Regions from separate parts of the Mus musculus genome. Here region 1 is linked to region 2. A link is a loop called in an ENCODE intact Hi-C map of the cell type or tissue named here. Cell type or tissue: gastrocnemius. All regions are shown on one strand. Links, peaks and the distances in the headings refer to the core of each region. The heading gives the core; the rest is flanking DNA. Region 1 holds the start of Add1 (adducin 1 (alpha)). Region 2 holds the start of Tnip2 (TNFAIP3 interacting protein 2).

What was found. Hi-C counts contacts between places; a loop is a spot of excess contacts. Peaks named below come from ENCODE experiments on the same cell type or tissue, not always from the same donor. Only the 100,000 strongest peaks of a DNase experiment are listed, where the experiment ranks them.
Region 1: a loop joins it to region 2, with 2.5 times the contacts of the local background. A loop is called at or near these places in 8 of 42 quality-filtered maps.

Annotation. Positions count from the first base shown.
Region 1 is chr5:34,565,436-34,580,584 of GRCm38, forward strand. It overlaps Add1 (adducin 1 (alpha)), which reads left to right and starts at 8,229. Exons shown (of 16, transcript NM_001331082.1): 1 at 8,229-8,478. It overlaps Mir7036b (microRNA 7036b), which reads left to right and starts at 8,716; the gene lies at 8,716-8,778. In gastrocnemius, for the core only: a CTCF peak has its summit at 8,396; a DNase peak (open chromatin) is centred at 8,266; H3K4me3 peaks cover 3,007 bases; H3K27ac peaks cover 2,729 bases.
Region 2 is chr5:34,510,220-34,525,368 of GRCm38, forward strand. Tnip2 (TNFAIP3 interacting protein 2) reads right to left here and starts at 3,760. Exons shown (of 6, transcript NM_139064.2): 1 at 3,400-3,760. The coding sequence starts at 3,678. In gastrocnemius, for the core only: a CTCF peak has its summit at 7,881 (motif pointing right); DNase peaks (open chromatin) are centred at 3,824 and 7,895; H3K4me3 peaks cover 1,065 bases; H3K27ac peaks cover 1,156 bases.

The DNA.
Region 1 (15,149 bases), core at 3,948-11,947, 56 kb after region 2:
CCTACAGAGTAGATCTAGGGCTGGAACCAAATCCACGTGTCTGGGAACAAGAAAGGAGAACAACACAGATCTGAACCTCACTGCACCCCTTGGATACATCCTGCAAGCATCTACCTGCATCTTCTGTTTCCTCCATCTGGTTAAGACTACCTGGCTATGGAGTCCTTAAGGAAACCTCCTTTTCTTAGAGAAGGGGTAGCGGCAGAGAGACTGGAGAGGCAGGGCAGACCTCTGACTCATCTACCCTTCTACACAGGCACCCAGCCTCTTGACAGCTGGACTGCCCAAGAGCTGTTTCCCTCCCATGTCCTGAGCTACTCTGAGCTCAGGCAACTCCTTTTCTTCTTCATTTCCTGTGAAATAAAACACACAGAAATGTAAATATAAATGTGCAGTGTGGCAAGCTGCAAAGGGTGTCTACGATGGAGGAGGAGCAGTACCTAACCCACAGACGCTTCTTATCACAGCCTCCCCTCCCAGTCCTCCCCTCCCAACCCTCCCCTCCTCAGCCCTGGCTTTGGTGAATCTCATGGTCTTGTAATCTTCACCCATCCCAGCACTTTCCTGTTTTTGTGTTTTGTAGCAACAGAATCATGCAGATGCAATCTTTGGCATCCCACTCCGTTGGCTCAGTATCAGATTTGTTCGTATTGCCACACATAGCTAACTTTGTTCAAGTCCGTTGTTGAAACAGTTCCATTGTGTGACTGCATCGCTGCTGACAGATCCAGCTCACTGTACATGGATGTCTGATAGTTTCCATTTGGGGACAATTACAGATAGTGCTGCCAGCAGCCATCTTACCCATGATGCATCAGTTCTCTAGGGTCTTTTGCTGCTTTCCCAGAATGCTGCTTAAGAATGCAGTTGAGAGAACCCCTTGGCTCTGTTCCCTTGCCAGTGCTTGGGGCTGCCAGAGATTTTATTTTTGCCAGTCTGGGGGCTTCATTTATTTTACTGTGTGTGAATGTTTTGCCTGCATGTATGTGTATCCACTGTATGTGTGCCTACTGCTCACAGAGCCCAAACTGCACTGGATCCCCTAGAACTAGATTTAAATGGTTGTGAGCCACCATGTAGCTGCTGAAATCAAATGTGGGTCCTCTGGAAGAACAGCCATACTCTTACCATTGAGGTACCTCTCTAGCCAATGTTTTTAGTTTTAGAGACAGGGTGTTGCTATATAACCTAGGCTGGCCTCTGACTTACTGTGTAGACAAAGCGAGCCCTGACCTTGTTGGTGTTTCTCTTCCCTGTGCCTCACAAGTACTGGGATTACAGGGGTGGGGGTGCACCACCAAACCCCAGCTGCTCTTTTTCTATTCTTTTAAACTGAGAAATTTTTTTGTTATGTTTTGTTTTGTTTTTCGAGACAGGGTTTCTCTGTATAGCCCTGACTGTCCTGGAACTCACTCTGTAGACCAGGATGGCCTCAAACTCAGGAATCCACCTGCCTCTGCCCCCTGAGTGCTGGGATTAAAGTCATGTGCTACCATGCCCAGCGTGAGCAATTTTTTAAAAAGGCTATTTTTTTTATTTATTTATTTATTTATTTATTTATTTATTTATTTATTTATTTATTTATTTATGTGAGCTGTCTTCAGACACACCAGAAGAAGGCATCGGATCCCATTACGGATGGCTATGAACTACCATGTGGTTGCTAGGAATTGAACTCAGGTCCTCTGGAAGAGCAGTCAGTGTTCTTAACTGCTGAGCCATCTCTCCAGCCTCCAGATTGAGCAACTTTTTTTTTTTTAAAGATTTTATTTATTATTATATGTAAGTACACCGTAGCTGTCTTCAGACACACCAGAAGAGGGCATCATATCTTACTACAGATGTTTGTGAGCTACCATGTGGTTGCTGGGATTTGAACTCAGGACCTTCGGAAGAGCAGTCAGTACTCTTACCAGCCCCTTGAGCAACTTTTAAAAAGTCATTCTATTTCCTTCCCTCTTTTCCTAGTTAGAATGTTTCTTATCTAATTTTAGAGTTAATACTCTTTTCTTCTTCCTAGAGATCACAAAGTCCTCACTGGACCTTAGTTCACATCCTTTATGACATATCCGTGTGTGTGTGTGTGTGTGTGTGTGTGTGTGTGAGAGAGAGAGAGAGAGAGAGAGAGAGAGAGAGAGAGAGAGAGAGAGAGTGATCTGTATGTGTGCATGTGTGAAGTCAGTGGTCAATCTTGGGTGTTGGTCCTTGCCTCCTTTCACGGCCTCTGTCTCTGACTTGGTCTTTTTTGATTTATTTTATGTGTATAGCCTTTTTTGTCTGACCAAAAGAGGTTGTGAGATCCTCTGGGATCTGTGTGCCTGGGAATTGACCCAGACTCTCCTGCAATAGCAACAAATGCTCTTAACTGCTAAGCCATCTCTCTAACCTGAGGCAAGGTCTCTTGTTTGCTGCTGCATACATTGGACTGTGACCTTCAGGAGATTTTCCTTTCTCTGCTTCCAGTCTTGCTGCAGGAACACTGGGATTACAGTTGCATGCTGCTGTGTCCTCCTTTCCATGGGTTCTGGAGATTTGAACTCAAGTCCTCCTGTAGCCATAAGTAATATCCAATCTCTCTCTCTTCCCTACCCATTCTACATGCCTTTTTTTGTAGTGGCACTTGGTTTCTTCTAATTAATTCATTCCTCTGCCTTTCTTGGGCAAGTTGCTCAACTTGCCTGCTTATAGTTAATTCCCATGGGGGTAGCAAGGGCTGTCTGTCTTCCCCCAGTTGTCTATGGGCTGGGGCTGTAGCACTGTAGTGGAGGAGCACTTGCTTAGCGTGGGTGAAGCTCGTGTTTAATACTTAGTGCTGGGGTTGGGGAATGTTCTTGTGGCAGACATTGCTTCTAGTATACATTGTATGTATTGCATAGCTGTTACTCCTATTTACAAGAATGAGGGGCTGAGCCAGGCATGGTGGCATATGCCTTTAATCCCAGCACTCGGGAGGCAGAGGCAGGCATATTTCTGAGTTCGAGGCCAGCCTGGTCTACAAAGTGAGTTCCAGGACAGCCAGGGCTACACAGAGAAACCCTGTCTTGAGGCAGCCTGGTCTACAAAGTGAGTTCCAGGACAGCCAGGGCTACACAGAGAAACCCTGTCTTGAGGCCAGCCTGGTCTACAAAGTGAGTTCCAGGACAACCAGGGCTATACAAAGAAACTCTGTCTCGAAAAACCAAAAAAACAAAACAAAACAAAAACCAAAAAAAACCAAAAACAAAAACACCAGCCAGGTGTATGGTGCAAGCCTTTATTCCCAACACGCAGGAGGTAGAGGCAGGTAGATCTCTGGGTTTGAGGCCAGTCTGGTCTACAGAGTGAGTTCCAGAATTGCTAGGCTACACAGTTATTCCAGCCAAACTGGTTACTATTTTCAGTGATTACTAATTTACTTAAATGGGTTCTAAGTGATTAGGTAGCAGTCAGCTTCAACTTTGCTAGGTCCCTTAGTAGACATGACCTCTTCGGTAATCAGGACCTCTAGACCTAAGAAAACTTAATGGAGCAGAATTTCCCAAGTGGGCCACTGGGAATTACAACTTCCGAGAGAGAACCTCATAAAACGGTGTTTGGTCCAAAGTGCACTACTTACTGGACAAACACATTTTGTCTCCAGGTCTGTGCTGCATCTGAATCTTGATGCAGTTATTCTATTACACCAGTGAAATGACTTCTGGATAGGGCAGTATGTGGCAGGAACAGTGAGTGTCATGTGCCTATTGCCACAATACCTTTGCATAAAAAAACCCTTGATACTAGGCAGGTCTATCATGGTTCCATTTCAGCAAATCAGACACTTTGAAAGTTATTTCAAAGATTTTAATTTTTAAGTTTATTCCTTTTCTTTTTTCTTTCTCTTTTGTTTTCTCTCCCTCCTTCCTTCCTTCCTTCCTTCCTTCCCTTTCTCTTTCTTCCTCTCTTTCTTTCTCTCTCTCTCTCTTTCTTTCTTTCTTTCTTTCTTTCTTTCTTTCTTTCTTTCTTTCTTTCTTTCTTTCTTTCAGATAGAGTCTCAATGTGTAACTTTGGCTGGCCTCTATATAGACAAGGCCAGTTTCAAACTTATAGAGATCTTGCCTACCTCTGCTCCCAGAGTACTGGGATTGAAGGTATGTGCCACCATACCCAGCAAGAATTATTATTATTTGACACAGGGTTTCTCTGTGTAACCTTGGCTGTCCTGGAACTCACTCTGTAGACCAGGCTGGCCTTGAACTCAGAAATTCGCCTGCCTCTGCCTCCCAAGTGCTGGGATTAAAGGCGTGCGCCACCACTGCCTGGCCTAAGAATTATTTTATTTTTAAAGTATGTGTATACATGTGTATCTGCATGTGGGTCTGTGCACATTTGAGTGCAGGTGCCCACGGAGTACAGAGGAGTGTGTTGGATCTCATGTAGCTGGACTTATAGGCAACAATTCTAAACTCATGGACTGTTCTAAACTGTCTGACATGGGTTCAAGGAATCACATTTGGTCATCTGCAAGGACACTATGCTCTCTAAACTGCCGAGGAATCTCTCTAGCTTCCATTTTGTAAATTTTTGAATTATAGTACTTGCTAAAGTACGGAAGGAAGAAAAAGCAAACACACACCCAAATATGTAGTAATCCTTGTTAGCTTTGCCTTCTAGGAAGAAAGACTCCAGTGTAATCACCTTGTCCCCAAGGTTTGGTTGGTTTGCCAAAGGGTTCAGTTACAGCTTTTGATGCTTACAGGATGGAAATCTGGTAGCATTAATACATGGGTCAGCTTCTGTTAAAAGGAGTGCTCCCAGGGCTGGAGAGGTGGCTCAGCAGTTAGGAACTCTTGCTGTGCTTCTGTAGGATCTAAGTTCTTTTCCCAGCACCCACATTGGGTGGCTAATAACTACCTTAACTTCAGCTCTAGATGATCAGACAGTCTCTTCTGGCTTCCACTGGCACCAGTATAAACATGGTACATAAATGGATACAAATACATAACACATAAATAAAAATAATACAAAGCAAATCTTGGGCTCAGAGGTTACAAGCACTTGTTTCACTTGTAAAGGACCCAGGCCCAGTTCCCAAAACCCATATGGTGGCTCACAACTATGTGTAACTCTAGTTCTAGGGGATCCAGTGCTGCCTTCTGACCTTCAAGGGTTCCAGCTATACACACAGTGGTCCAGGTTTAATGCACAGATCTTTATCTGGTCTGGTCGGGTATAGTAGCACACGCCTTTAATCCCAGTATTTGGGAGGCAAAGGCAGGCAGATCTTTCTGAGTTCAAAGGCCAGTGTGGTGTACATAGTGAGTTCCAGGACAGCCAGAGCTACATAGCGAAACCCTGTCTACAAACAAAGAAACACACAAACCAAAGATCTTCATCCTTTTTGTCAACTCCCATAAGTCCATCCATATGCCCCTCCCTCAGACCAATCCATCTTCTAGCTTCTAGACAGCCACTTTCAGGCTCCTGATCAGTTAGCTGAGCCATTTACAGCCCCTGAGTCCAACCCACATTCCTTTCCACACAGTGGCAATGGCCAAGTTGCCTCTGGGATAATATCTCGCCATTATGTTCCAGTGGAACTGCCTGCCAAGTGGGCACACAGCAGTGCTAGACTCCTTTCAGCTCACACCAACAAACCAAGCTTTTTCCTCAGCTGTCACTGTTGTAACAGGGTCCCAGACCTTAACACAACTGACTCCATGATGGAAGTCTTGTTCAGCCTTTAAAACTCATCGAGTAGATGGCACCACCTGCTAAAACAAAGACCCAGAGATACGAGGGAGAGTCTGTAGGCCTGGGAAAGTCTCCGAATGTACTAACTCACCTTGCCTTTTGGCTTCTGTGGTTCTGCTTCTGGCTGACTGTTCTTGTTCACTGAAGTATGTCAATCCATCTTAAAAGGACCCTAAAAAAGGCTCAGTGCTACATGAGATCCCAAGCACCCAGTGTAGTCGCCAGCCAGCCATTAAAGACTTTGTATTGACTTAAACCTATGTCCAAGCAGCGTTCTCTGGTGAATACACATGGTTGTGACATGCAGAATCCTTATATGTAGCACACATGGACTAGGAGACAGTGGATTACAGTAGTGAGGAGCATGGGGTCTGGGGGCAGTATCTCTGGTTCTGGTTGAACCCACTTCAGGGCTCAGTAGCATTTAGAAGTGACTTAACCGGGTTCCTTTTTCCTTTTGTGTATATGTATGAATGTGATATATGTATGTTGGGTATATGTGTACACATGTGCAGAGGCCAGGCCATCAGGTGTTTTTCTTTATCAGTCTTTGCCTTTAGTCCCTTGAGACAGGGTGTCTCACTGAACCTAGAGCTAGTGTGGCAGCCAGCAGGCCCCAGTAATCCCCATCTCCACCCTTAATAGCCGGGTTACAGGGGTGCATGGCCATGCCCTGCTTTTTACGAGTGCTGGGGCCTGAAACTAAGGTCCTCATGCTTGAGCAACAAGTGCCCTTACCTCCTGAGCCATCTCCCCTACTTGAGTTCCTTGAATTTTTGACTTTAAATTTTCAAATATTTCTGCCCTTTCACCCCCTATGAAGTCCTACATCTCCTTCGTATGCTGTTCAATCTTGCCCAGTTTCTTTATGCTGTGCATTTGCCCTGTGTCTTCAAGTTAAGAAATCACTTCTTTTGAGGACAAATTGTCTCCTAACCCCATTCAGTGTTTTGTCACACTGTGGATTTTTTTCATCTGTACATGTCTGATTTCATTTTTATATCTTATTTGAGAGCAGGTGCCCACAGAGTACAGAGGAGTGTGTTGGATCTCTTGTAGCTGGACTTATAGGCAACATTTCTAAACTTTTATATCTCTATATATTTCATTTTTAATCACTCAACCCTCTCTCCAGTTAAAGTAGGGGCTTATGGAGGGCAGGTGATTAATGGAGTTTTGACTGATGTCCGACTCACAGTAGGTCCAATAGGTCCCCGGACACATCCTGTGGTGATTTCCCCAGTTCCAGAATGTATAATTGGGATAGATATACTCAGAAATTGGCAGAATTCTCATATTGGTTCCCTGAACTGTAGAGTGAGGGCTATTATGGTTGGAAAGGCCAAATGGAAGCCTTTAGAGTTGCCTCTGCCAAAGAAAATAGTGAATCAAAAACAGTATCGTATTCCTGGAGGAATTGCAGAAATTACTGCCACTATCAAGGACTTGAAAGATGCAGGGGTGGTGGTTCCCACCACATCTCCGTTTAACTCTCCTATCTGGCCAGTGCAGAAAACAGATGGATCATGGAGAATGACAGTTGATTATCGAAAACTCTCTCTCTTCAGCAAACTTTCACTGGCATTAGACTTGTTGCTGGGTGCTGGAGGATGTCAGAAAAGTCATCTGAGAACAGTCAACATGTAGGGCAAATGTTCCTAGGACAGAGGGTACTGACTGGAATCCACAACCTCTCTGACCCTTATGGGGTCAAACTCAGAGCTCTTGCTGTGAGGATCGGTTTGTTTTTGTTTTTTGAGACAGGGTTTCTCCGTGTATGTAGCCCTGACTGTCCTGGAACTCACTTTGTAGACCAGGCTGGCCTCGAACTCAGAATCCACCTGCCTCTGCCTCCCAAGTGCTGGGATTAAAGGCGTGCGCCACCACGCCTGGCTGAGGAGAGGCTTGGATACACACTTCTGTCACTTGAGCCAGGCTCGAGGCTTCAACCTTTAATGGTTTGAAGGGAACCAGGAGCGGGACCCCTTTGTTTCCTTTGGGTCTTTTAGGATTCAGTTGACAGGAGAGACAGTAGGGACTTGATCCTTAGGTTAGTTTACCAGGTCGCTGCCAGGTGGACTGGTTCTGCCAAGGCCTCACCTAGCCTCATTCCCTGCCTCTGAAGAGGCCTCGGTGTTTGTTAATCCACTGTCATCCGGCGGGCCCTTCCTGTCTGTGGAGCTTTATCAGAGCACACACAGACATCTCAGTCCTGACTCCACCCTGATTGACAGCCCAGTCTCCCAAACTGCCTACTGATCTTCTCGCCTGAAGCGCACCTAGACCGTGTCCGTTCGCAGTCAGTTTGTGGGTCTGACCGTCTCAGTGGGAGAACTAGCGTTCCTGTGAGCAGGTGCACCAGCCCGCCGTCCCGGACGCAGCCAAAGCGACCCCTAATCCCACTGTGACACCGCCTTCAGCCGGAGGCCGGAGTCTACCCTTCTCTCCGCCTCCCAGGGCCCCGCCCTTCTCCGGGCCTGCCCCTTGCTTAAGATTGACCAATAACAGAGAGTAGTGCTGGACGGCGGTAGGGCGTTCAGACCAATGGGGCTGTGCATTGTTGGGCCGCAGCGCCGCAGGCCGCACCCAGCTTGGCGGCGGGGGCGAGTAGAGGGGTGAGGGTTGAGGGCGGGAGAGGACGAGGGCTGCTGCAGGCGGCGGGGGGTGCGCGGCAGCCAGGGGGCGGAGCCCAGCGCGAGCCGCAGGCGAGGCGGCGGCCGCACTCGGACCCGGGAAGCCGTGCTCTCTCCCCGATTCTCCGCGGAGGTGAGGCCCGGGAGCGCGGCGAGGTCTCCGGGGCCCCCAGCGGGCGTAGGGCAGGGGCGGCGGTGCTGGGCGGGCAGGGCAGGGCTGGGCAGGGCCCGGGGCCTCTGGGGCGCCTCTGGTGCGCTGAGGAGGGCGCGGCTAGGTCGCTGCGGCGCGGGGTGCCCGGGGTCTAGGTGCTTGCCTCCGAGTGCGGGGGCGAGGACACTGCATCGTCGCTTCCCAGGATGGCCCGGACGGACGCGGGGTTCTCTGTGGAAGCGGCTTGCTCGGCTCTGAGCTTCCTGGTGGGCCTCGGGGTCCTCCCGGGTCAGCATTGTGCTAATGGTGGCTCCAAATGCTGGTCACTGCAGAGATTGTGGAAAGGTGCATCTGGGTTCCGCTTGTCGGCTCTTTTAAAAACTGACACCTTCTGCCCCAAGAGAAAAAAGCCAGCTCTGTCCACGGATGGTAGTAATGAGGTGGTCGTGGAACTTCCTGGAGATGGGGCTTGCCTTTCCTCTCTGTTTTATCGTTCAGACCTCTTCCTAAAAACACTTCGTTTTTATAATTCAGTTCCTGGTTCAAGGTATTTGGTAGATGAGTTGTGTTTGTTTTATGCACACCCATCTTAAAAATAAATATTTTGGTTCACCTGAAACTGCTGTTGTTTTGACCATGATTTTAGGCCTAACGTTGTTAAACTCCCAAAGACCAAGAACAAAGCTAAAATCTGTCTATGCATAACTGCTCAAGAATTTCAGAGAGATTGTGTGTTTGTCAAAAGTGGGTTGAAATCTCAGTCGGGATAGGAACTAGATTGCTAAGGGATCCGCTATGTCTCCTTTGCAAGCAAGCTGGGAGTCGTGGGTGGACTCAACAGGCTCCAGAGAGGAAGGAGGTTGCAGGTCGGAGGTGAGTTTTATGCGGGTGGGATTCTAAAAATCGCAGTCTTTAATTAAAGCCAGTGACGTAGGGATCACATTTTAATTCTAAAACTTTGCTATGCTTCGTCAATTCGCAGCCCAGAATGGTCTGGAACTGAAAATTTCTGCCTCTGCCCCTAGTTCTAGGATTACCTTGAGGTTGACACCACACCCTGATAGTAAAGTTGTTTTTTGAGGAAGTATGAATGGTGTTGACCTTCAGAACAGCTTTTCAGGGTTTAGATGTGGTTTCGCAGAGGTGCAGGTCGGTGTGGTTAGTTTACTCATGTGTGTGTAGGTTAGTGAGAGTCAGCAAATGAAGCGACTAGGAATTCTAATCATTCTGCAAACTGGGATAGTGTCCTTTCTAAGATCTGTTTTACATAAACCATTCAGGTTTTCACTTAACTCTTGGTATTATCTGATACTATTGTTTTTGTTGCTTTGCTACACACACACACACACACCATTCATTTCATGTAATCATGTTGAGTCAGGACATTAAATACTGAAATGCTTCAGACAATACTGTGCTGGCTAGGGTTTAAAGTTAACTTGACACAGGCGAGAGTAATTTGAGAAGGAACCTCACCTGAGAAAATGTCCCTACCAGATTGGCTAGGGGGCAAGTCTGTTGTGCACGGTTTTTGATAGATGATTGACGTGGGAGCTCAATGTGTAGGTGGTGCCCTTGCTGGGCAGGTGGTCTGGGTGCTACAGGAGAGCAGGCTGAGCAAGCCATTAGAGCAGGCCAGTAAGCAGCCCTCCTCCATGGCCTCTGCAGCAGTCAGCTCTTTTCCTGCAGAGTTCCTGCCCTAACTTCCTCTGGATGATGGACTAGAAGCTGTAAGGTGAAGCAAACCCTTTCCTCCCCAGGTTGAGTTTGTGTTTTATTACAGCACTAAAAACCCTAACTAAGACAAGTGCCCAGGTATTTTTACTGCATGAGGCTGTTTGTATTGATTTCTCTTTTTTCCTTCCTCTCTCCCGTGTTGAATAAACTCTTCCATATACACACATTCACGTTTGAGAGATAAGCATTAAACAAGTCATTATTTATGCATTCAGTTTCAACAATTGCTAGCTGGATTTCTATAAAGTGTGTTAATTCTACTTTTAATATACATTATGTACTTCTAGACATCTAGAAAGATTAGAAATTCCAAAAAAGAAAAAAAAATTTAAAGCCGGGTGTGGTGGCGCATGCCTTTAGTCCCAGCACTTGGGAGGCAGAGGCAGGCGGATTTCTGAGTTCGAGGCCAGCCTGGTCTACAAAGTGAGTTCCAGGACAGCCAGGGCTATACAGAGAAACCCTGTCTAGAAAAACCAAAACCAAAAAAAAAAAAAAAAATTCCCAAAAAGGAATTAAGTTTGTCCTGCATATGCATATTAATGTTGAATAAACTACATAGACAAAGTGATTCTATCGGACACTGCTTTAGTCATTGTTAGAACTAAAACTTACTAAGGGCAAAAACCAAGCCAACAGGGCTGGAGTGGCACTTCAATTAATAGAGTTCTTGCCTAGCATGCATAAGACTCTAGGTTCAATCTTTGGCACCATATAAGCTGGGTGTGGTGGCACAGGTTTGTAATCCAAGTATCTGGGAGGATCAGGTCATCCTTCACTATATATTGAGTTTGAGGCCAGCCTGGACTGTGTGATATTCAAACTAACAGACACAATAGTAATTGAATCTTACATAAGATGTGGTTACTTAGCAGATTAAATATTCCAATGCCTTTTTAGTTTGTCCGAATCATGTTTCTTAAAATAGGAATTTAACATGATTTTAAACTTTAACAGAACTGTTTAATAGTTAATGTTTGGTCTGACCTTCCACAATTAGGAATCATGTGGAAAGTAAAAGGAAACGGTCTAGTTCAGTTTGTTTGATCTTTATTTTTTCAGAAGTACAGTTTAAACCAGTTGATATGAGTAACCTGGAATGTATTGATAACTTGTTCCCCTCATGTGTAAAGGAAAAAAAACATTGTTACTGATACTTGGAGCTTAGAAGTGTTGGGCATGTTCAGGTCTGGCTTTATAAGAATCTGTGCTGCTTAGCAGGGAAAAAACTACATCTTGAATATAGGACTAGAGTCTATAGGCCAGCCATCTTGTGTTTTTAAAAAGGATCCTGGAGCTGTAGAGGTGGCTCAGTGGTTAAGGAAAGCACTTTCTGTCCTTGCAGAGGATCTAGCATCAGGTCCTATCACCCATCACCTTCACTGGATGTCTTAGAGTTTGTAATGCCATGATAAAACACCGTGACCATGAGCAGGAGAGGGAAGAAAGGGTTCATTTTGCTTACACCTCCACAGTCCGTAGGAAGAAATCAGGGCAGGAACTCAGGCAAGGCAGGAACCTAGAGGTAAGCACTGGTGCAAAGTGCTCCACACCAGTCTTCTGCCACGAAAACGCACCGGGCCTGTCCACGGGCTCCTCTGGTGGGGCATTGTCTCAACTGTGCTTCCTTTTCCCAAATGACTCCAGCCTATGTCAAGCTGACATAAAATTAGTCTGGACAATTCACATTAAATCCAGTACCAGGAGTTACTACATTGTTTTTGGCCTCCTTAGGCACTTGTACACATTTTACACACGCACACACACACACACACATCTTAGACCAGGTGTGGTGGCACATGTGTTTCATCTTCACACTTGGGACAGAGGCAAGCAGATCTCTTGGAGCTAGCCTTGTCTACACAGTAAGTTCAAGGCCAGGCAGTGCTACATAGTCAGATTATCTAAAAAACAAAAGTCATCTTTAAAAACATCATCCCGAGGGGACTGGAGAGATGGCTCAGCTGTGCACTGGCTGCTCCAGGTTCACTTCCCAGCACCTACATGGCAGCTCACTGGAGTTACAGCTGTTTGTAACTCCAGTTTTAGGGAATCCAACCCCCTTACACAGACACAGCAGGAAAAAAAGGACAGGGATACTGAGTGGCGGCAGGACTCAGAAAGGCAGAGGCAGGCAGATCTTTGAGTTCGAGGCCACCCTGTTCTTCAGAGGGAGTTCTAGAACAGCAGGGATACACACAGAAACCCTGTCTCAACCCCACCTCCACGCCCCCCACCCCAGCACCCCCAAAACAAAAAACAAGGAATAAAAGGTTAATGGGAGCGCTGTGTTGTGTGTTGTGTTTAGGTTTGGTCTCACTGTGTAGCCTGGTTGATCTCTAAATTAGAGATTCTCCTGCTTCTGCCTTCTGAGTGCTGGGGTTAAAGGCGTGATCGATCTGCTGGAGCACGATGGATAACAGTAAAATCCTGGAAACAAACAGCCATCAGTATGGTAGTGATGAGTCCATCTGTAAGGCGAATGCCTTGAAGTTGTTAACTAGAAGGGGAAATGGGGAAATGCTACTAAGCATAAACACTTTTCTGATACAGTGCAAGGAAAGAGACGAGATAACATGTTTATGTGTGTGCGTGCGCACCTGTATTTGTGTGTATGCTTTCAGTGATAGTAGTGTTCCTTTATTGCTCAACCCCCCCCCCCCTAATTTTTTTTCCTGAGATGGTTCTCATTGCATCTAGAATTTAACTGGTTTTTGGCTAGTTAGCTGGTTTTGGCTAGCCTAGCCTGCCAGTGGTCACATGATGAATGTTGCCTTTGCCTCCACTCAGTGCTGTAGTTACAGATCAGTACCACTGAGCCTGGCTTTCTTTCACATGACTTCTAGAGACTCTTGTATCTCCCTCTTTGACACTTACATTACTTATTCAGGTCACATAGTAACACTGCTTATTTTGCAGATGAAGAAATGCAGGCCTGCAGAGATGGGCCTAAGGTTATATAACTAGTAGGTTGTGGTTTCAATGAGAGTGGCCTTAGTAGGTTTTATATTTGAACAAACTCGGGGTTCTCAGTTGGTGTTTGTCTGGGGAGGAATAGGAGATATGGCCCTGTTGGAGGAGGTGTCACTGGGGGCAGGCTTGAGGTTTCAGAAGCCTCCCCCAGTCCCACTGTGCTCCTCCTTTCTACCTGCTGGAGATGTGAGCTCTCTCGCTGTTTTTGCTGCCATGCCTTTGCTCTACCATAATGGACTCTAACCCTCTAAAATCATAAGCCCAGTTAGATGCTTTCGTGTATACATTGCCTTGGTCTGCTGTTTGATCACAACTATAGAAAAGTAATTAAAACATCAGTGAACTGGGATCCGAACTCAGGCGGTCTGACTCCAGGGCCTAAACACTAGACGGATCCAACACATTTTAAAATCCCAATTGGTGTGGTAATGGAATTTTTAAAAGGATTTAAATTGGGGCTGGAGGGATGACTCAGCAGTTAAGAGCACTGACTACTCTTCTAGAGGTCCTGAGTTCAATTCCCAGCAACCACATGGTAGCTTACAACCATCTGTAATGGGATCTGATGCCCTCTTCTGGTGTGTCTGAAGACAGCTACAATGTACTCATAAATAAATCTTTTTTAAAAAAATTAAATTGATTCTTAAAAATATTTTATTTAATTTTTATACACTATTTTTGATCATATTCTTTTTCCTCCCCCAACAGCAATAGAATTCTTTTCTGTATCAGTGATGACAGATATCTATCTATCTATATCTTTTTAAAAATTTTTTTTTTTTTTTTGGTTTTTTGAGACAGGGTTTCTCTGTATATCTCTGGCTGTCCTGGAACTCACCAGACTGGCCAGAAATCCGCCTGCTTCTGCTGGGATCAAAGGCGTGTGCCACCACACCCGGCTGACAGATTTTTGAAATATAAACAAGCTAGGGTGAATTAGAGTTCACTCAAATGTGTTCCTTTACAGATAAATGGCTTATCTCCAGTTGACTTACCCATTGTTGTTTTCAAAGCCACACCTTTGGGTGTTGTTCATTTAGGGGTTGAGTTGAAGTGAGAATCTTGTGGGATCTTGGTGCTATATGTGTTGATTCAGACAGAATCAGTTTACCTTAAAATACAAAAAGCATCCTGGGCAGATACCCAGAAGTTCCAACTGGTAAGAAGGACACATGTTCCACTCTGTTCATAGCAGCCTTATTTATAATAGCCAGAAGCTGGAGAGAACCCAGATGTCTCTCAACAGAAGAATGGATACAGAAAATGTGGTACATTTACACAATGGAGTACTACTCAGCTATTAAAAACAATGGATTTATGAAATTCTTGGACAAATGGATGTATCTGGAGGATATCATCCTGAGTGAGGTAACCCAATCACAAAAGAAGTCATTAGATATGCACTCACTGATAAGTCGATATTAGCCCAGAAACATAGAACACCCAAGATACAATTTGCAAAACATAAGAAAATCAAGAAGAGGGAAGACCAATGGGTGGATATTTCATTCCTCCTTAGAATAGGGAACAAAATACCCATGAAAGGAGTTATAGAGACAAAGTTTGCAGCTAAGATGAAAGGATGGACTATCCAGAGAATACCCCACCCGGGGATCCATCCCATAATCAGCCACCAAACCCAGACACTATTGCATATGCCAGAAAGATTTTCCTGAAAGGACCCTGTTATAGCTGTCTCATATGAGGCTATGCCAGTGCCTGGCAAATACAAAAGTGGATGCTCACAGTCATCTATAAGGTGGAACACAGGGCCCCCAATGGAGAAGCTAGAGAAAGCACCCAAGGAGCTGAAGGGGTCTGCAACCCTATAGGTGGAACAACAATATGAACTAACCAGTACCCCCCCCCCCCCGCCCCGAGCTCATATCTCTAGCTGCATATGAAGCAGAAGATGGCCTAGTCGGCCATCACAGGGAAGAGAGGCC
Region 2 (15,149 bases), core at 3,399-11,398:
AACCATCTAATGGGATCTCACGCCCTTTTCTGGTGTGTCTGAAGACAGCTATAGTGCTGTCTTTTATTTATACATAAAATAAATCGATAAATCTTTTATTAAAAAAGCAATACTGAAATTAAAATAAACAGGGTAATTTTGACACATATTTCTAGTGCTAATAATAGTTAGCCAATTTGTTTTGGCAGACTGAGGAGCCACACAATAGTTTTGTAATATTTAGTCACCATACAGTTAACAAAAATCCCTAAACAAAATTGCAAATAATTCTTAAAATCCCAGAACAAAATCTGTATGCCAGGGGCCATAGACTGCTTCTGTCTGGAGCCTCTAGAGAGCTATAAATAAGTCCCAGTTGCCGGGTACAGATACATCTGCACTGAACACCAATGGCTAGCAGACTGCAGATGAAGTTCTGTTCTGGTTATGGGGATCTCCTTTACCATAACTACCCCCCACTGATAGTCTGGTGACAAATTGTGAGGTGCCTTCAGAACCACACTCTGTACTCACTATGGCACCTGATGTTACAACACTAAATTAGTGGCACAGACCAGGCGGCCTCTGCTTTCCCTTCTGTTCTGATATTTTACAACCCTCCTTCCAGAAAGAGGGAGACTTGGAGTGGGGAGACTCCTATTGCTCTTGGTACTTTAAATGATACAGATAGAAAACCATGACAACAGAAGTGTGAACCCAGCAATGCCAAGGATCTGTGTCTTTGCAAAGGAAACGCAGGTAGAGGCATGTAAAAAGCATGTGAGATTATTTTATTCCTTCCTTTATTTTTCAGATATTCTGAAGTTTACCATCAGAAAAAAAAATGCTTTCTTTTTTCCCCCTCTAGAATTTTGTTATGGCTAGGTCTGGTAGCAAAAGCCTGTAATACCATCTACCTGAAAGACTGAGGCAGGGAGAATCCAAATTCAATGCCTGCCTGAGATTCACAGTGAGTTCAACATCCATTTGGGTAACTTAGTGAGACCAGATCTCAAAGTAAAAAGCAAAAAGAGAACTGGAGGGGCTGGAGAGATGGCTCAGCAGTTTAGAGCACTGAATGCTCTTCTGAAGGTCCTGAGTTCAAATCCCAGCAACCACATGGTGGCTCACAACCATCTGTAATGAGATCTGACGCCCTCTTCTGGTGTGCCTGAAGACAGCTACAGTGTACTTACATATAATAAATAAATAAATCTTAAAAAGGAAGAAGAAGCCGGGCGTGGTGGTGCACGCCTTTAATCCCAGCACTCGGGAGGCAGAGGCAGGCAGATTTCTGAGTTCGAGGCCAGCCTGGTCTACAAAGTGAGTTCCAGGACAGCCAGGGCTATACAGAGAAACCCTGTATCAAAAACAAACAAACAAACAAACAAACAAAAAGAAGAAAAAGAAGAGGAAGAGGGGGAAGAGGAGGAGGAAGAAGGAGGAGGAGGAGGAGGAGGAGGAGGAGGAGGAGGAGGAAGAGGAGGAGGAGGAGGAGGAGGAGGAGGAGGAGGAGGAGGAGGAGGAAGAGAACCGGAGATGCATGTAGCTCAATGGTGGAGCACCTGCCTAGGCTCTAGCTTCAATCCCCAGTACAAAAAGGGTGGAGATGGGAAGGAAAAAAAGAAAGGAAAAAAAAAGAAAGAAAGAAATCTAGCTGCAGTGGTTATCTTGAAAACAAGCATTATCTTTTATCAGGTAATCTCCTCTCTTATTTTCTTTCCTGGGAAAATCAAGACAGCTATGGACCAAATGGAATAAAATGCCAGCATCCCTCCAAATGCCGGACAAGGTTGTCAGGTTTAGAAATAATTGCTCCAGTAAAGTATTATTACTCATTTCAGTTTTGTGTGCTTATGATATCTCACAGGAACCAAATGATACCAAATGACAAGGAGAGCCAAATAAGAATTCACATATTATCAGACTGGCACCTGTCACTTCTTCCCACATAATACTAAAATGCCACCAACCAAAACCATGGGTCTTCTTTCTCAGAGCACCATCCTTAGGAGCCCTATGCATCTCTCAGGCCCCTGGCACCCTCCTCAAGATTCAGAACCCCACATTCCACAGAAGACCTCCCTAACACAGAACCCAAGAACCAAGACCTATACTGCCTCCTCATACCCAACACACACACACTGGAACCTGAACACAGTCCTCAAAGGGCAATGCCTGTCAGGATATCCTTGAGACCCTTTTGGCCCCATGCTTCGCTCATGTCCTTTAGAGCCTCTAGTGTCTGTCCCACAGAACCCTGAACACCACCCCTCCTCAGAATTCCATCTTAGTCAAGCCTGGTGCCCCCACTGTTGTTGCTTGAATGAGAATGCCCCCACAGGTTCATATATTTGCATTTTTTCATCATCAGATAGTAGCACAATTTGAGAAGGAATAGGACATGTGGCCTTGTTGGAGGAACTGTGTCACTAGGGATGGGCTTTGAGGTTTCAAAAGCCCGCACCAGGCCTAGTGGACGTCTCTCTGCCAGTGGATCAGGATGTAGCTCTCAGCTACTTCTCCAGCACCAAGCTTGCCTGCAAGCTACCATACTCCCCACCATGATGATAATGGACTGACCCTCTGAAACTGTAAGCCAGCCCTCAATTAAATACTTTCTTTTATAAGAGTTGCCTTAGTCATGGTATCTCTTTAACGCAAATAAGGCAGTGATTAAAACAGCTACACACCCCTTTGGGACTAATATAATAATATTACTAATAATATGAGTACATATTGGAGAAGCTTACTACCAACAGAACCACGTGTTCGAGGCTACCTCAGAACATTATGCCCCACAAGATCCCTGCACTCCAGGATCCCTCACATTCCGCAGAACCCTGTCCCCCACAAAACTTCATGAGTAAGTTTCCCACAGCAGTACCCCTCAAAGTCGAGAGACCCAGGGGGTCTGTCCCAAATTAACCTCTATTACAAGTCCCTCAGAAGTGCTCATAACCTCAGCAGGACGTCAGGACTTGGTACTCCTCAAACAGTCACACCCCTACCACCCTGTTGCTCACCAGAACCCCGAGCCCCAGAGACTCCTGCTCACCTCTGGCATATCCCCTGAGCCTACGAATGAATCCCGAACTGCTCAATACCCTGAACTACCCAGACTCTTACCTTCAGACCCTAATCCAACAGGATTACCTGCGCCTCTGATCCCCACGCCCTTCAGACCCTGAAACCTCAGGACCCACTAGTCTCAGGATCTCGTATCCCTCATAACCCAGCTCCTTTCAAACCCCAGCGCACCCCTAAACCACTATGCTCAGACCTCGAGCTCTTCAGACCCGCACCTCGAGCTTCATATCCTCGCGACCCTCAAGACCTCGCGCATCTCTGGACTCCACGTCACTCGCTCCAACAAGTTCCCCAGGCCGCCTTGCGCAGCAGCTCCCGCCCGCCCCGCACCTGCCGCAGCTGGGTCTCCGAAGCGCCTTCCTCCTGTCGTCGCAGCTGCTCACGGAAGCGCTCCACCTGATCCAGAAGTGCGTCCACGAGTGACGGCGCCGTGTGCCCTTCCAGAGCCGCGAGGCGGGTGCGGAGGCTCGCGATGAGGGCGTCACGCGCGGCCAGCTGATCCTTCAGGCGCTGTAGTTGCTGGCCGGCCTCGTGGTACAGGCCACAGAGCGCTGCGGCCGCACGCGGGGCCCCGTCCTGTCTACCAGACCTTGGGTCCCCAGACGACATGGCTGTAGGCCTTCCGTGGGGACTTGGGCGTCTCCAACTTCTCCACACAGGGGGAGCGAAAACCAGCCTTCCCGGAACGTTTCCCGCCCCGCCCACTCCCAGAGCCTAATCCGCCCCCGCCCACAGCTGGCTCCGCCTCGTCCATGGCCCGGAGTCTGACTCCGCCCCGCCTACAGCTGGCTCCGCCTCTCCCACTGCCGGGAGTCTGACTCCGTCCCCTCCCACAGCTGGTCCCTCCTACTCTATGATCTCACTTTCTCTTGACACACCAGCTCCATTCTAGGTGCTGTCTGCTCTATTCCCTGCGTCTGAGGAATTTTCCTGGAGTCAGACCCCATCTGCGACCAGGGTTTGGGGTTAGGTATCCTCTGGTACAGCAGCTGAAGAAAAGCAAATAAATCAAAGGACTTCAAACATGGGACGTAGAGTGTGGTCAGGTTTCATTGGCTGGGCTCCTTCCTCTTCCGGGACTTGACATGCGTTTCTTCATAGAGGGACACTGACCCAGAAAGGTGTTCCCATCCAGAGTACATGATGGAGCCCAGAGCCAGCCACCAAACCCCAGCATGCCCCTAAATTCGCGTTAGGATGGCCTTAGCGCTAGAAGCTGTTCTAGCAGAAGACAAGAGGGTGCCCACCCTTTCCTTCCCACAGTTTCCATATGAACACTGTTTTTCCACTGGGAAGTCTCTCCTCCGTGAGAATCTTTCAATGGCTCATTGCTAAGATCTCATGGAGGTCCCCTCCCTATGTGAGGATGTGTGTCTCCTTTTCTGCTCAGTCTTCTACTCTCAATACCCTGTCTGCTCACAGGCAAGCTCTGGTTGAGCCTGCAGGAACACACTCACTTGCAAGTATAAAACTATAAGCAAAGCCAGACCTCGCCAAGAATGTATGGGATGGATACTGGGAGTCACAGACCTGGCTCACTTATGTTCAGTTCCTTCTTAGCCCTTCCAGCCCAAAACTTCTGCTCAGAAAAGATGGGTCACAGTTGCTTCCTTCCCTACCTGGTAGGGGTGTTGTGGAACTAGAGAATGAGTGCGTATTTCTTTTCTATTAGTGTGACAAAATGCCAGGACCAAGGCAGCGTATAGAAGAAGCATTACTTGGGATAAAGGGTCAGATGTTTAAAGCTGATAGCTCACATCTTGATTACAAATCAGGAAGCAGAGGGCAAGCTGAAACCTCAGAATCTCTCTGCCCATAATGGCACAGCTCTTCCAACAGGCCATACTTTGAAATCCTTTCTAACCTTACATGAGTCACCAACTGGGGACCAAGTATCCAAACATGAGTCTATGGGAGCTGTTCTCATCCAAACTTCCATGATTAAATGATTGTCCAGCACAGTCATTGCTATGGTCATGCAGGGTCATCTTGATTGACTGAGGCAGTTGTGGGATGAAGGGGAAGTGGGTGTGGGAGTGGATATCACACAGAAGAACCCTGGCCCAGAGCTGATATGTGGCTTTAACTCTTCACTACTATTCCTGTGTGTAGCCTAGTAGACCACTCAAGTGCTTTTGAGCCTGGTTGTGAAGTGCAAAATATGAATCAAACAACAAAGACATTTATTCAAATGCTTCTGGGCCACATGTGTTTGGAGTTCAAAAGCTTTGATTTTATGTAGTTGCACATAATTGAGATAACCATCCTCTAAAAAGGTCTACTCTTGGAAGGCAGTGGTAGCACGTGCTTTTAATCCCCAGCACTCTGGAGGCAGAGGCAGGTGGATGGATCTCTGTGAGTTTGAGGCCAGCCTCGTCTACAGATTGAGTTCCAAAACAGCTAGGGCTAACAGAGAAACCCTGTCTTGAAAAACCAAATCAACAACAAAAGGAGTCCTGTTTCCAGTACCTGTGCATATGGGCAAGCTCTGCACAACAGGGAGTACTTGACCTCTATAACCATGTACTCCAGGCTCCTGACAAAGTAACAAAGACGTGATATTGCTTCAAGCTGCTAACACTTGGGAGTCTTTTTTAAAATGTGTGTGTGTGTGTGTGTGTAACATGCATGTGTGCATGATATGTATATGAGCATATATACTATACATGTATGTGTGAGTGTGCGATATGTGTGTGATATGTGTGTATGTATATATAGCATGCACGTGTGGGTGTATGTGTGTAGAGATCAAAAGTTAATGTCGAGTGTCTTCCACTGTTTCTCTTAGCCTTATTTTTTTTTGAGACAGGGTCTCTCACTAAACCCAGAGCTCATGGATTGGCTATACTGGTTGGCTAGCAAGTTCCAGGGATCCACCTGTCTCCATCCCCAACCCCAGGACCCGTGCTAGGGTCATAGATGTGTGTAGTCATGCTTAGTTTCACATGGGTGCTATGAGTCCAAAATCAGATTCTCAGGCTATCTGCTCGAATGTCACTGGGCTATCTCCCAGTCCTCAGGCTATCTGCTTGTACACCACTGGGCTATCTCTGCAGCCCCCTTGAAGATCTTTTTGGTTTGTTCTTTATTTTTCAGTCTCTTCACTTTGTAACCCTGGCTAGCCTGGAATTCTCTATGTAGATCAGGCTGGTCTGGAACTTATGGAGATCTGCCTGTCTCTGTCTCCCAAGTGCTAGGATTAACAGTGTATGCTACCATGCTTGGATCTTGTTCTTTACTTTTTGATGCTGGGTATCACTCTGTAGACCAAACTGGAACTCATTTTGTAAACCAGGCTAGCCTTAAACTCAGAGTAGTTCTTCTGCCTCAGGCTTCTAAGTTCTGGGATTATAGTTAGAGCTACCATCCCCAGCTACACTTGAAATCCTTTCTCTTATCGTATCAGAACAATTGACATAGAGTGTAGCACTCCCACTGGGGCATCTCTAAGCCCCACAAAACAAGTCAGTTTCTGGAAATACAGAGGGAATGCCAGTCAAATTAAGTAAGACAAGATTCAAGTCAGCCATTGTACCAGCTCTAAGAAAAACACTTTGGGTTTCTGAGCTTTTTGGGGACTTTAGAATTGTAGATGAGAGATTCCAGACCTCTAAGGACACTGACCATCTATGACATGGTTAAGATTCTGCAAGTTAACACAGGAAGTTCCTGGCATACATGTGCCTTCAGCTGAATACAGGGCCTGGGTCCTAGAGAGTCATAGATGAATATTCTAACAGTGGAGGCAGATGCCCAGTCCAAGAGGTAGGGAAACTTTATTTAAGCACATTAGTTAATAATTGTCATTAATTGGAACACACCTGGGGGCATGGCCATGAGGTTTCCAGGGAGGATTAATTGAGGAAAGACCCATCCTAAGTGGAGGCAGCACTTTGCATGTGCTGAGCTCCAGGCTGAACAAGAAGGAGAAAGTGAACTGAGTACCACTGTTCACTTCCCTTGACTCCTGCTCCAGCTGCCATACTTTCTCCTTCTGAGTGACTGTGTCCCCTCAAACCAGGAGCCTAAACAAACCCTTCCTCCCTTAAGTTGGTTATTTATTTATTTTAGGCATTTTGCATCAACAACAAGAAAAATAACATATAATAAGGAAAAGATGGGGGGAAATATGTGGGGGCCAGGAAAGGGAGTGGAGTATCCCAACTTAAAGGGTGATTAGATGAGTCACTGCACAGACTTATGATCCCAAAATTCTAAGATGCTGAGGCAGGAGGATCGTTTGAGACCAGCCTGTGCTAAGTAGCAAGTGTGTTTGGGGGGAGGGGGCGCTATCTATTGCAATGTAAAGAATGAAGAGGAGCTCGGTACTTGGGTTCCCAAGAAAGGGATACAATGAGCAAGGGAGGGTCCCCAGGGATACCCAAGAGTTGGATGGAGAAGACTGGAGATCCCAGAGTCTCGGACTCTCATTCTGAGTTTCGATGGGCCGCGAGTTTCCAGTGATCCTGTGGAGCAAGTGGACAGGCCGCTGACCTAACTCTGGCTTAATTTGTCAGACTGATTCCTCAAAGGCCTCTTCCTCTGACTCTCACACAGGTCCCTTTGGAATCTGCAACTTTTCCTAGTTCTTTCCTGCTTTATTTTGAATGCTGGGTCTTCAGCCCTGCCCTGTGACCTCAAGGGCCAGTTGAGCCCAAAAGGAAGCTGTGTAAGAAAGCAGAGGCCTCCCTCTGAAGGGGAAAGGCTCATATGTGAGTCTGTGGCCAGTGAGGTTGTCACCCACGCACACTGCTGTAACATTCCCAGACACATGAGGCCTTCACAGGTACGAGGGTCCTGCCATGGAAGTGTCCACAAGGGGGCAGTGTGGCCACAAAGGCTTGGGGACTAGAACTTCAGGCACCAACCCCACCTACTCTAGTAGGCTTGCACAACATCTGATTGAGCCTGGGTGGCTGGCTAGGGGTGTCTCTTCCCTAGACCTTGGACACATAGATGAGCAGCCCTTTTACCTTGGCCTTCCGATTAGCTAGGACTCCAAGTGTGTGCCACTACAGCTGGCTTAGAACATGTGACCAGTACCCTCAAGAAGCAAAGAGAAAAATGTGTATATATTCATGAAAAAAAAATAGAACTGGGTGCTGAGAAGATAGAATATTTAGAAAATATAAAGAACTCTAGAAAATTAAAAATATGAGCCAGGCAGTAGTGGCGCACACCTTTAATCCCAGCACTTGGGAGGCAGAGGCAGGCGGATTTCTGAGTTCGAGGCCAGATTGGTCTAAAAAGTGAGTTCCAGGACAGCGGGGGCTACACAGAGAACCCCTATCTCGAAAACCAAAAAAAAGAAAAGAAAGAAAGAAAGAAATAAAGAAAATTAAAAAATTAAAAATATGATTGTGGAAGTTTCAGATATAGCTCAGCTGGCAGAATGGTTACCTATGGAGGTCTAGATTCAGTCCTCAATACTGAATATACTGGGTTACATGAGATCCCCCCGCTCCGTCTCATCTCTGTCTGTCTGATTATATATATATATATATATATATATATATATATATATATATATAATACACACACATAGAGCAAGCATACACACATGATCATAGAAGTTCAATATGTATATGTATATACATATATCTTGAAATGTATATATACATGATCCTAGAAAAATACATATGTATACATGTACATGAGTATAGAAACTCAATAGAAGAACTGGAAGATAAGATTGAGGAAATCAGCTGGGCAGTGGTGGCTCATGCACTTGGGAGGCAGAGGCAGGCAGATTTCTGAGTTCAAGGCCAGCCTGGTCTACAGAGTGAGTTCCAGGACAGCCAGGGCTACACAGAGAAACCCTGTCTCAAAAAAAAAAAAAAAAAAAAAAAAAAAAAAAAAGAGCAGGGGGAGTCCTCAGGAAACATGTTCCCTTCTCAGGAGCCACTTGAGGGTGTGCTTCTCCAAAAAGAAGGGGAAACCGAGAAAGGAAGTTTGGGAATCTCACTGTAAGGGATTCCAGGGACGCAAAGACAGTGGTAAGACACTGGTGAAGGGGGCTGCAGGGCCACACTTAGAAGTCTGTTGTAGTCTGATGGTGTGTCTGGTGTAGTGGAAGGCTATCTCGGAGATCTGGGCATTAGGTGGGATTTAAATTATTTATTTAATAAAGGTAAACAAATAAAAAATGAAAGCATTCAGTAGTTCCAGGACAACCAAGCCGAGGAGAGGAAGCTAGCTAGCTGCCGGGAGGCTGTACGTGAAGGCTCTGCATCTGGAGCTTCAAGCATAGCTATCTAAGGCGAGTGCTGATGCTATGGGCTAGGAAGTAGCAATAAGAGTGTCCTTTAGGGTTAGGGAAGTGAAACAAACAGAAAAAAATGGGCAGAGTTGAACTGCGGCCCCTGGAGAAGGCGAAGGAGGGCAACTCCTATGTTCTGTGAGCCTTGCCAGCTATGGGATTTCTCAAACTGTGGCTCAGGCCGTTCTAAAAGTCACTGTGTAGCCCAGACCAGCAATCCTCCTGCCCCAGCATCCCAAGTATGGTGATTACAGGCATTCACGGTCAGGCTTGGCTGAAATGATGGAGCTTGGTCTGAACCTGTGCCTTAGGCTCAATCATCTGTGTGGGTCTGCAGAGGGGGTCCCGGAGTTACAGCACCATTTCTTAAGATGGTAAATAAGGAAAATCTATTCTCAGCCTATGCAAGCTGGAAGAGGGACGCCATGCTGCCTGCCTCTCACCTGGGTACTTACTACCACAGGATAGGGCAGGTTCAGCCTCACCTTTAGTGAGCCCTTCTCACTCTCCTGCTGGCCTTCCAGGCTTGTGTGAAAGCTTTCTTTTGTGACAGGAAAGCCCCAGCCTGGGGCAGGGGGTCCTTTGCAGGAACATTTCTGGGTAGAGCATGAGTCTGGCTACTTGTCACAGCTGTTACTTTTCCAGTCCTACCTCTGTGGAGGGAGGTTGGGTGTGTGTGTGTGAGACCAACAGGGATTTTCTGGGTAAAGCCTGTCTGGCCTCCTATGTGTCTGGGGCCTGTCTGGGGCATAGGAGGGCTCCAGTGTAGCTTTCAAGGAATGGGCACAGTAGGGATCAAGGTGTTGAGGGGTCAGCACTAAGTCCCAAGGTTTTGTAGCATCTGGGAGTCTTGGGTCTGGCCAGCATGGTTTGGGGTTCTCGTGGGTGGGAATGAGGACCAAGGTCTAAGATAGAAGGGAGAGGTAATGGTCAGGCTATGCTGAAAATTGGGTGGTGCCCATCTGGACCCAGTGCCAGGCCTGGAGGGGCATGTGTCTCTGGAACTTTGTGGGTGGGCCCCACACTCACTTCTCCTAGGCAGATCTACCATGGCAGGGCCTGGGGCCCGTCTAGGGGCCAGTCCTCAAGTCTCCTGGGCGGGGCTTACCTATTTCCCTTTTTCTTCCCACCTATGGTTTGGGAGAACTTTTTTATTGTCACATGGGCCACTTTTCACCCCATGTCTCAGTGTCCAGTGTTGACTGGAGAAAGGCTGGCCACCCCTCCTGACACAGGCTTGGGTGATTGGTGGAACCTTCAGAGATAATGGGGGACCACATTACTGTTGAAGTCCACAGCTTCCCTGCCCGAACCTGTGGTCTTCTCCTCGCAGACTCCATTCTTGTCCTGGTGGTTATGTGGATGAAAGAGGGCAGGAAGAGACGGGAGGTGGGGAGGTGGGGAGGGCAGAGGGCAGAGCAGCCTGTGTGTACAAACACCGCCTCCATCATACCACCAAGGCCGGAAGTGGGTCCCAGAATAGAACAGGCTGCTTTCAAGTTCCAAATCGGGCTCTGGGGGCTGAAAGCATGTTTGGGTGTAAAAATAGAAATATCAGTACGTGTGAGGCCAGGGTCTTGCCACCCACGGGGCTTGTGTTTTTTAAATAGAATTTTCTACTAAGGTTTGTTTGACAGTGTTCTAGATCGAAAACTGATCCAAATAAACTGTTCAGGTGGCAAAGCCAGAGCCAAGCTGGGCTTTAGCACCAAAGCCAGGCAGTCATGTGCAAGTCCATGGAAGATTCCTGGGGGGGAGGGGGGCTCTTCCACCTAACTGCCGCTCTGGCTCCATCCTCTCTCTGTCCTCCAGTACAGCATCTTCTCCAAGAAAGCTCTCCAGGTCTGGTCCAGCTTGGTCCTGCTGTCCTCAGGAAGCCTCCTCCAACATCATCAGCTCACACCCGATCTCTGGCTGGCCCAGGAGGCCTGGCCTGGTTGGGCGTGAAAGGTAGTGGAGAAGCCTGGCCAGATACTCACAGGCTGGGCCAGTGGAGCAGGACTTGTAGAGTCCTACACTGCAGGGTGTGTCGAAAGCTGCAAGTGACAAACTGGGTGATGCATGGCACAGGAGCCTGGAAAGGCCTCCTGGGCAGAGATGCTCAGCTGACTCTCCCAGAGTGCATGTAGAACTGGCACAGTAGAAGAAAGCAAGCCTGTAAGAGCCATGGCTTGGAGTATGGCCCAGACCTGTATTGCGGACCTGTGCGGACCCCTTCTACAGCCTGGCCTAAGAAGTCCCTTCAGCTTCTCTCCACTCCCTACCCTCTGCTTCTCCCTCTGCCTTGATTCTGACTCACACCAGCAAAGGAGAAAAATTTCTGTCTCCCCTTGAACAAGTCCAGTGTGAGGGAGCCACAGAACCTGTCCCTGGATAGAGGAAGACCTAGAACCCAAGAAGGCAAGACGTTAGGCCGTTCTCCCAGCAGAGGACCCAGCCTTGTTCTCACAGCCTGCCAGATGTTTGAGGCCAACTTTTCTCCCACCTGCCCCCCACCCATCCACATCTCTTTGTGGTGAGCTAAATCATCCACAAGGTTTCCAGGCCTTACCCATCCCTTCCCTACCCACCCTCAATGCTTTGGTCTATGGATTTTCCTGCTGTCCCCCATAGGAGTGGTCAGTAGCCTTCAGCTTTGGTCTTACCCAGAAACAGGCCTGCCACGGGGAAGCAGCCTCACCATGAGGCCATTCTTGGGAAGAGAAAAAGGAAGGCAGTTCAATGTTTCATCGGACAGAGGAGCCTGATTGGGAAGGCAGTCCCTTTCCCGGAGAACTCTACCTGTTGGCTTTTTATTTTCCTTCACCAGCCATTTACTAAGCATCTACTTTGTTCCAGGAAGTGGATGAGCCCTGAGGTAAGCCAGGTCTTGCTCTAGTAAGATGGCGTTCTAAAGGGAGTTTGGATGTGTCAGATGTTGGGGTTCAAAGGTCAGTAGAAGAGGAAGGAACAGAAGGAGAGTGGACAATCTTTAAAAGAAAAGGAGGGGGGCTGGTGAGATGGCTCAGTGGTTAAGAGCACTGACTGCTCTTCCAAAGGTCCTGAGTTCAAATCCCAGCAACCACATGGTGGCTCACAACCATCCATAACAAAAATCTGATGCCCTCTTCTGGAGTGTCTGAAGACAGCTACAGTGTACACACATATAATAAATAAATAAATCTTAAAAAAAAAAAAGAAAGAAAGAAGAGGAGGGCTAGGGAGATGGCCCAGTCCATGAAGTGGACCCCAGCTTTGGGGGACAGGCTGAAACAAGGGACCCTGCGACTTGCTGGCTAACAAGCTATGTTGATGAGCTCTATATTCACTGAGAGATCATGTCTCATAAAACATGGCAAACTTCCAAGGAAAGCATTTGACATTGACCTCTGGCTTCTACATGCATGTGTGTGTCCACGTACATACAAACACACATACACAAAGAAGTAAAGAACTCTCTTTTTTTTCAATGAAAAAAATGTTTATTACTATGTGCATGTTGTGGGAAGGGCACATGGTCCCGTGTGCTTACAGAGGTCAGAAGTCAAAGGGTAACTTTGTGGAGTTGGTTCTCTCCTTCCACCTCTGCATGAGTTCTAGAGATCAAACTCAAGTTGTCAAGCTTTCATGGTAAATACCTTAACCCACCGGGACATCTCTCAACCTGTGGACTGAGACACCTTAGGGTTGTCAAATGACCCTTTCATAGGGATAGCCTAAGGCCAACGGAAAGCACACTTGTAAATTATGATTCATGACAGTAGCAAGATTACAGTTATGAAGTAGCAAGAAAAATAATTTGATGGTTGGGGGTCGCCACAACATGAGGAACTGTGTTAAAGGGTCTCAGCATTAGGAAGGTTGAGAACCACTGCTGTAGTCCAAGGAAAGAGCCTTCTAACAAAGAAACGGTGAGGCAGAGGACAGACAGACAGAAGTGAAGGGATAGGTCAAGATATCTGGGGGTGGCAGGGGGGGGTGAGGAGAGCAGGGAGGGAACCGCAGGACGGGAGGCTCTGGGACGGGAGGCTCTGAGACGGAAGTGTGCCTGGAACATGGGAAGAGCAAGCAGGCAGTGTGACCACTCAGAATGGGAGCAGTGAACAGAGGTCCCAGGAGGGGTTGGGCAAGCTTGGGCTCACCTATGGATAAGGTCTTTGCTCTGGGGTGAAGACAGTCTATGAGAAATTCTGAGGTGAGATCATAACAGATTTCCTAGTGAGGGGCAGGCCAGAGGAAGGAGCAGGACAATGGCTGGCAAAGGTAGTGTCATGGTCATGAGCTGGTAAGACCTCCAGACAGACAGAAGTACAGACAGGATGTGGGATGAGAGAGTAGGGAACAAAAGTGACCCTTGAGCTTTGCAAAGGGAGGAAGAGGTTCTGGGATAAGGGGACACAGGGAGAGCTGCTAAAGAGGCCTCAGGTGGCCAGGAAGAAGATGGCCTGCAACCTTGCTTGCACAGGAGGACTGGCTCACTACACGTGTGTTTGCAGAGACCTGCTTTCCCCTCCTTGTGCCTGCTTAGGGGCTTTGCATCCCTTCTGCTCGCCTGAAGCATGGGCTCTGTCCTGCACATCCTCTCCATCTTGTCAGCTCCAGTTGGGAGGGAGCTCTGGGTGCCCAGGTCCTCGGCCTCACCACAGCTACATTTCAGGAGATGGTAGTCTCTAGTCCCTTCCATCTTCTCTGAATGTGACATGTGGAAGCCAACCCTGCGTATACCTTCAGTTAGGTTCCTGCAGGTGGCACCAATGTCTGGCTTTGCTCTACTTCCCTCCTGGTCTCTGTCCCTCCCCTCAGCTTTGGGGACAAGAGATGCAAAGTGACATGATAGCATCTGTGTCCATTTCCCATTAGCCATAAGGATCAGAATTTGCCTTGAATCAGGGTCCCCAGGGCCCTCAATGAGGCCATGCATTTGATTAACTGAACTTGATGCAAGGGATGTCTAGCCTTTTGCACCCCTGAGCCAAGTCCTAGGAGTAAGGCAGCTGTGTGAGGTGCTGATGGGGCCAATCAACAGTGGACAGAGGAGGGGCTGAAAGTATAGGATTCTGGGCCAAACAGCCTAGTGCTGTGCACCTGGCACTCTCCACAGGAGAAGATGGAGCAGCCTGGGCAGGCAGAGGATCATAGACAACTTAGGTACACAGAGGTGATACCTGGGCAGCCAGAGGTGGGAACATGATGGGTACCCCAGAGGGATGGCATCTCCACCAGTCAGCACCTGTCTCCTCAGCCTCTGGGATCCATGAGAGCTAAACTGTGGACAGGTGGTGTTGCCCTGGGGGCAGAGACAGGAATGATGAGTGTGTCAACCCTGAGGGCTGAAGGGCTAGGATTCTGGGCTCCCTGCTCCTCTCCTCACTGCCTTCACCTGCGGAGGGGGAGGGGGAGAGGAGGGAGGGGGAGGAGAGGGGGAGGGGAGAGAGGGGAGGGAAGAGGGGGAAGAGGGGAGGGGGGAGAGAGGGGGAAGAGGGGAGGGGGGAGAGAGGGGAATGGGGAAGAGAGGGGAGTGGGGGAGAGAGGGAGTGGGGGAGAGAGGGAGTGGGGGAGAGGGGAGGGGAGGGAGGGAGGGGGAAGAGAGGGAGAGGGGGAGAGGGGAAGGAAGTGGGGGAGGGGGAAGAGAGGGAGAGGGGGAGGGGGAAAGGGGAGGGGTAGAGAAGAGAAGAGAAAAGAGAAAAGAAAAGAAAGGGAAAGGAAAGGAAAGAAAAGAAGAAGAGAAGAGAGAAGAGAAGAGAAGAGAAGAGAAGAGAAGAGAAGAGAAGAGAAAAGAAAAGAAAAGAAAAGAAAAGGCTGGGCATGGTGGTGCACGCCTTTAATCCCAGCACTTGGGAGG